Regions from separate parts of the Homo sapiens genome. Here region 1 is linked to region 2. The links are chromatin loops, found by intact Hi-C in ENCODE. Cell type or tissue: HepG2. All regions are shown on one strand. Region 1 overlaps LAMB1 (laminin subunit beta 1). Region 2 has its middle 14 kb from the start of LAMB1.

The links. Hi-C counts contacts between places; a loop is a spot of excess contacts. Peaks named below come from ENCODE experiments on the same cell type or tissue, not always from the same donor. Only the 100,000 strongest peaks of a DNase experiment are listed, where the experiment ranks them.
Region 1: it touches region 2 in a loop (10-fold over the local background); 18 of 110 quality-filtered maps call a loop at or near these places.

The regions. Positions count from the first base shown.
Region 1 is chr7:107,947,664-107,950,163 of GRCh38, forward strand. All of the region lies in intron 24 of LAMB1 (laminin subunit beta 1), which reads right to left. Among named protein-coding and RNA genes, the nearest start is that of LAMB1, 54 kb to the right of the region's middle. RefSeq lists an enhancer at 1-784. In HepG2, no CTCF peak of the experiment used is centred here; a DNase peak (open chromatin) is centred at 1,528.
Region 2 is chr7:108,015,456-108,017,955 of GRCh38, forward strand. It overlaps a transcript of LAMB4 not described here. Among named protein-coding and RNA genes, the nearest start is that of LAMB1, 14 kb to the left of the region's middle. In HepG2, a CTCF peak has its summit at 1,467 (motif pointing left); DNase peaks (open chromatin) are centred at 496 and 1,476.

The DNA.
Region 1 (2,500 bases), 68 kb before region 2:
CACTCAAATCAATTCTCACTCTCTCTGGGTGCTTTGTAGGTTATGAGCTTTCTCCAAAGAGTGCTAAAAGCATTGAGGATCCGACACATTCTCTGTTTGACAGACTGCCTTAAGCACTGTGGGACATTTATTATTATTGGCTCCTGCATACCAAGTGCCTATAGCAATGACCCCATTATGGTGATGACCCAAAATACTCCCCTCCTCCCAAATTTCCAAATGTCCCCACCCCAGCTCAGCCACTGTGGGCACAAAGGAGAGACAGTATCTACTTTAACACCCCAAATAAAGATGCCCCAACATTTTATATCTTCTTCTTCTTTTTTTTTTTTTTTTTTTGAGACAGTCTTGCTCTGTCACCCAGGCTGGAGGGCAGTGGCACGATCTCTGCTCACTCACTGCAACCTCTGCCTCCTGGGTTCAAGCGATTCTCATGCCTCAGCCTCCCAAGTAGCTGGGATTATAGGTGTGCGCCATCTCACCTGATTAATTTTCGTATTTTTAGTAGAGATGGGGTTTCACCATGTTGGTCCGGCTGGTGTCGGACTCCTGACCTCAAGTGATCCGCCCGCCTTGGCCTCCCAAAGTGTTGGGATTACAGGCGTGAACCACCGTGCCCGGCTAACATTTTATAACTTTGAATTGCCAAAGTATGCAATGAGGTCAGTTGCCTTCACCCCAGATTTTAACACTTTGGGGAAAGGGGCTTTCTGGTCTTCCATGAAAAAAACAAAACTAAAGATAAGGTTGGAGAGATGACAATGTAGTGGGAAAACAAGGGGAAAATGAAACACCTGGATCTAGAACCTGGAAGTATCTCTTAGGGTATTTTCACTTATGCTCACTTGGAGCTTCCAATGCTTCCAGAGGGCTTGAAAAATACTTTTTCTTGCTGGTGTGAGCTGACTGGGTATCATTATTAGGGTCACGAATACGAATGATGTATACATATAAATGCAGAGAGGACTGGAAAGATTCCTATCAAGCTGAGTAAAAAGAGGAGTATACTGGGTGAGGAGATGAGAAGGGACTTTGTTTTCTTCTAATACAGGAGTACCAATTGCTTGAAGTGAATGTGGGCAGTCTGGCTCCAGGACCTACACTCTTGGCTATGGGACCTCTTCATCTGTCTGCATCCCTGCTGCCCTCGTGCCACCGGGATTGGCCAGCATAATAGGCAAACCATAAAGCCATGTGATCTTTGTAGTTCCTCCATTAACTAAATTTCTATGATTATCTTACAGAAAAAAAAAGGAAATGCCAAAGGGAGGAGTAAAAAGGAACAGACATATCCAGTTTCAATACATTCTCCTTAAACCAGGTTTCCTTGCAGAATACTTAGTTTCTGTTTTTTATCGGTTGTTTGCTTTTCCTGATGAAAAGTTTCTTACGTAATGAGCTGACCTTTCTTCTGGATGAAAGGAACAAAGAAGTTGGCGAACAATGATGCCATGAATCTCACTCTTTGCAGAGTTTCTAAAACAGGATCTAACTTTTGACCCAAACAAGTTGACAAGGTTTCTATAAGTCACAATTTCCCTGGCAGATTTAGAGGCGAAAGTTTAAAGAAAAGATAAAAGGGTAAGGAGTAAAGTTCTAAGGACCACATGAACAATTCTCTGATTGACTCTGACTCTGGGTAGCAGGCCTTTCCTGCTAACAAAGCTAAGATGGAGCCAAAGGTCAGAAAGCTTTGGCAGAGAAAGCTATTTTGCCAATGACACATGCTGACAGAATCAGGGTATGTGCAACGATAGAGCCATTATCTGGAAAAAATCAAGCCTTGGGGCATTACAAGTTTGAGGAATTTAACAGAGTAGTGATTAGAGCCCTGGAAAAAACAGATTTTAAGCAGAGTTTTACTTTCAAGAGACATCTTGGAGAAACTGGTCCACTGGATTTCAATACCTTCTAATGGAAGAGGGGATGTCAGATCTCATTAAGAACCAAATTTGGAGAATGATGAAAGAAAAGTACCTGTTTATTGACATAGCAAACATTATCCCCACTGTGAAACAAACCTTAATCTAAGAGGTCCATACAAACCCTTCTGGCTAAGCCTCAACTTAAAAAACAAATCATATCTAATTTGTTCTGGTCTTGCCCACTGACCTTTTTCTGCTGTTAAGGAACACATGGGTTTGCACCCTGAAGGAACACAGTTTCTAGGTTCCTGACCTTCTGTAGGAGATATTGAATGAGTTGCCAACTTGAAGATCTGTATTATTTCTTGCTGTAGTTGTGTCCAAAAAAAGAAAACGGTCATTTTAAAAATTTAAGAGTCCTGGCCAGGCACAGTGGCTCACACCTGTAATTCTAGAACTTTGGGAGGCCGAGGCGGGTGAATCATGAGGTCAGGAGTTTGAGACCAGCCTGACCAATATGGTGAAACCCCATCTCTACTAAAAATACAAAAATTAGCCGGGCGTGGTGGCGCTTGCCTGTAACTCCAGTTATTTGGGAGGCTGAGGCAGGAGAATCGCTTGAACCCAGGAGGTGG
Region 2 (2,500 bases):
ATTCAAGAGAAAATTTTGACTTAAATTGGATATTCACTTTAACAGAGGTAGTAATCTGGATTTCTGTTTGGGTTATGACAAATTCCTAGAAATTAGTTGTATATCATATACAACTAGTGTTTCCAACCAAGTAGTTATTCTAATAGGTTATTTTTTGTTTTCCTATATAATCAAATAAATTGTTTTGAATAAATACATTTGGTAACATCAAGCTTAACACCTAAAATTTAGCCTACTTTGTTATTTCTATATGTAGTCCTATTTTTAAAAACAGCATGGGAAGTTTTGAAGACTTTTTTTTTTTTTTTTTTTTTTACTTAAGACTCTTAAAACAATCCTATTGAATGTGTTTAATAGCTACAACTGTATATTTGCTTAGTTGGCTAATCTCAAGAAACATGCTAGTCCCCCCAGATTATACAGTTTTGTTCAATAACATTTCAAAGATGAAGTATTTCTATTTGGTTCGCTTTGTCTTTTGTTTTCTTTCAAGCAGAATTACTTCCTGTGAAATGTTTCACATGTCTCAAATATTTGACTTACAGCTTAGGTCATTTATGTAAAGAAATCAGTTATTCATTTTAAGAAAATGATTCACTATTTGATGGTCCATTTAATACAGCCTAAGACCAGTTAAAAGAGAAGTTGTCTTGGAAGAGGGTGCAACAAACTGAGTATAGTCGCAGGGCACATTTCCCATCACACCTGCCTTGCCATTTCTTCCAACTAACAGAGTGGCCCTGGCTAGGTTAGCCTTAGTATTCTTCAGAAAATGAGGGGGTAGGACGAGGGAATTTTTCAAATCTCTTGCATTTTGGAATTTTTTTTTTTTTTTTTTTTTTTTTTGAGATGGAGTCTCGCTCTGTTGCTCAGGCTGGAGTGGAGTGCTGCGATCTCAGCTTACTGCAACCTCTGTCTCCCAGGTTCAAATGATTCCTGTGCCTCAGCTTCCCAAGTAGCTGGGACTACAGGCATGTTCCATCACACCTGGCTAATTTTTCTATTTTTAGTAGAGATGGCGTTTCACCATATCGGCCAGGTTGGTCTCAAACTCCTGGCCTCAAGTGATCCGCCTGCTGCGGCCTCCCAAAGTGCTAGGACCACAGGCATGAACCACTGAGCCCAACCTATTTTGGAATTTCTTAAACCTCTTTCCTGAATGACAGGCAACATCAGTGAGAAAAATCATATGTGAGAGCTGATACCTGCATCTAGTGTCTCTAAAAATTAACCTAGCTGTGTTAGTAGTTTTCTGACAGTCATTTTATATCTTTCCTCATCAGAGGTAATATCTTCAGCTAGTAGATTTTAAGGTTTTTTTCACTATGAATGTTTTATTGACTAAATATTTCAAAGTCTTCACTGTAAGGAAATAACAGTACTAAAGATTAGATTTTAGTTCTTGGTGCCATGTTGGGATGACTGGAGAGAGCTTTGAAATATAGCACACTTAATCTGTTGCCACCTAGTGAATGTGAGATAAAGTGCAGCCAACCTCCTGCCTCCTAGTTTTGGTGTTTGCCATCAAAGTGAACTGTGGTTGTGTGTGGAACTATGTCAGATACTGCTATGAATCTTAGACACTTAACTGTTAGTCACAGAGTTTATGAATATGAAGAAAACACTGTATCTCTGCTCAAAAACTCTGTACATTCTGATTAAATATGTGTAATACATGTTGTGGCAAGCTTACTTTGTATCACTGAAAGCTCGTTCAGCTGGCAGGCTGAATCAGAGGCAGGTTGTTAGGGAGGGGGAAGCCTTCTAGAGTGGCCACTTTTAACATGTAATGAGTAAAGATAAAGATTATATGTAGGTTCAAGTTCTTCAGAAGAGAAAAGCTAGGTGCTGATGGATGAGCAGGTGTTAAGAGACATCCTACCTAGGCTGTTTCATGTTGCAAGAAGAAAAAATAAATTGCTTTTTTTCTGGCTCTCTTCCAAGGGGAGAGAAGAAACAGGGTGGAGGGCAGGAAAGGTGAAAGAACAAAACAGGGGACTGTCTTCTCATAAAATTGGAGTCAATTTATGGAACTAATACTTAAAGTGAATAAGTATTTATTTAGAGTGCTCCACACTGTGCTACATTCTCTAAAGGACTTAAACGTGTGCAAATGCATGCTGTGAGTCCTCATAAAACTTGATGTCTGGTTAGAAAAGGCATATCAGCCAAGTGACAATACAGGAACTCCAGAAAAAGGGCTTTGAGTGAGGCTAGAAAAGGAGCCCTAGGGCTATAGGAAAAGGTTAGGTTTGGGAGAGAGATGACAATTTTAAAGTAGGCAGGACCATAGGAGCAATGGTTCAGAAGGAGAATGCAGGTGTAACTTACACAGTGTAATAATAGTGAGGTCTTGAAGGATTCCTGTAATATCTCACTCTTCTCAAAGCTCTTTCATTCGAATTAGCTCTGTAACCCTAGGAGGGAGACCAGGTATATTTATTAGCATTTTACAGCTAAAGGAAATGAGGACATGAAATTCAGGCAGGCTGTGAATCGC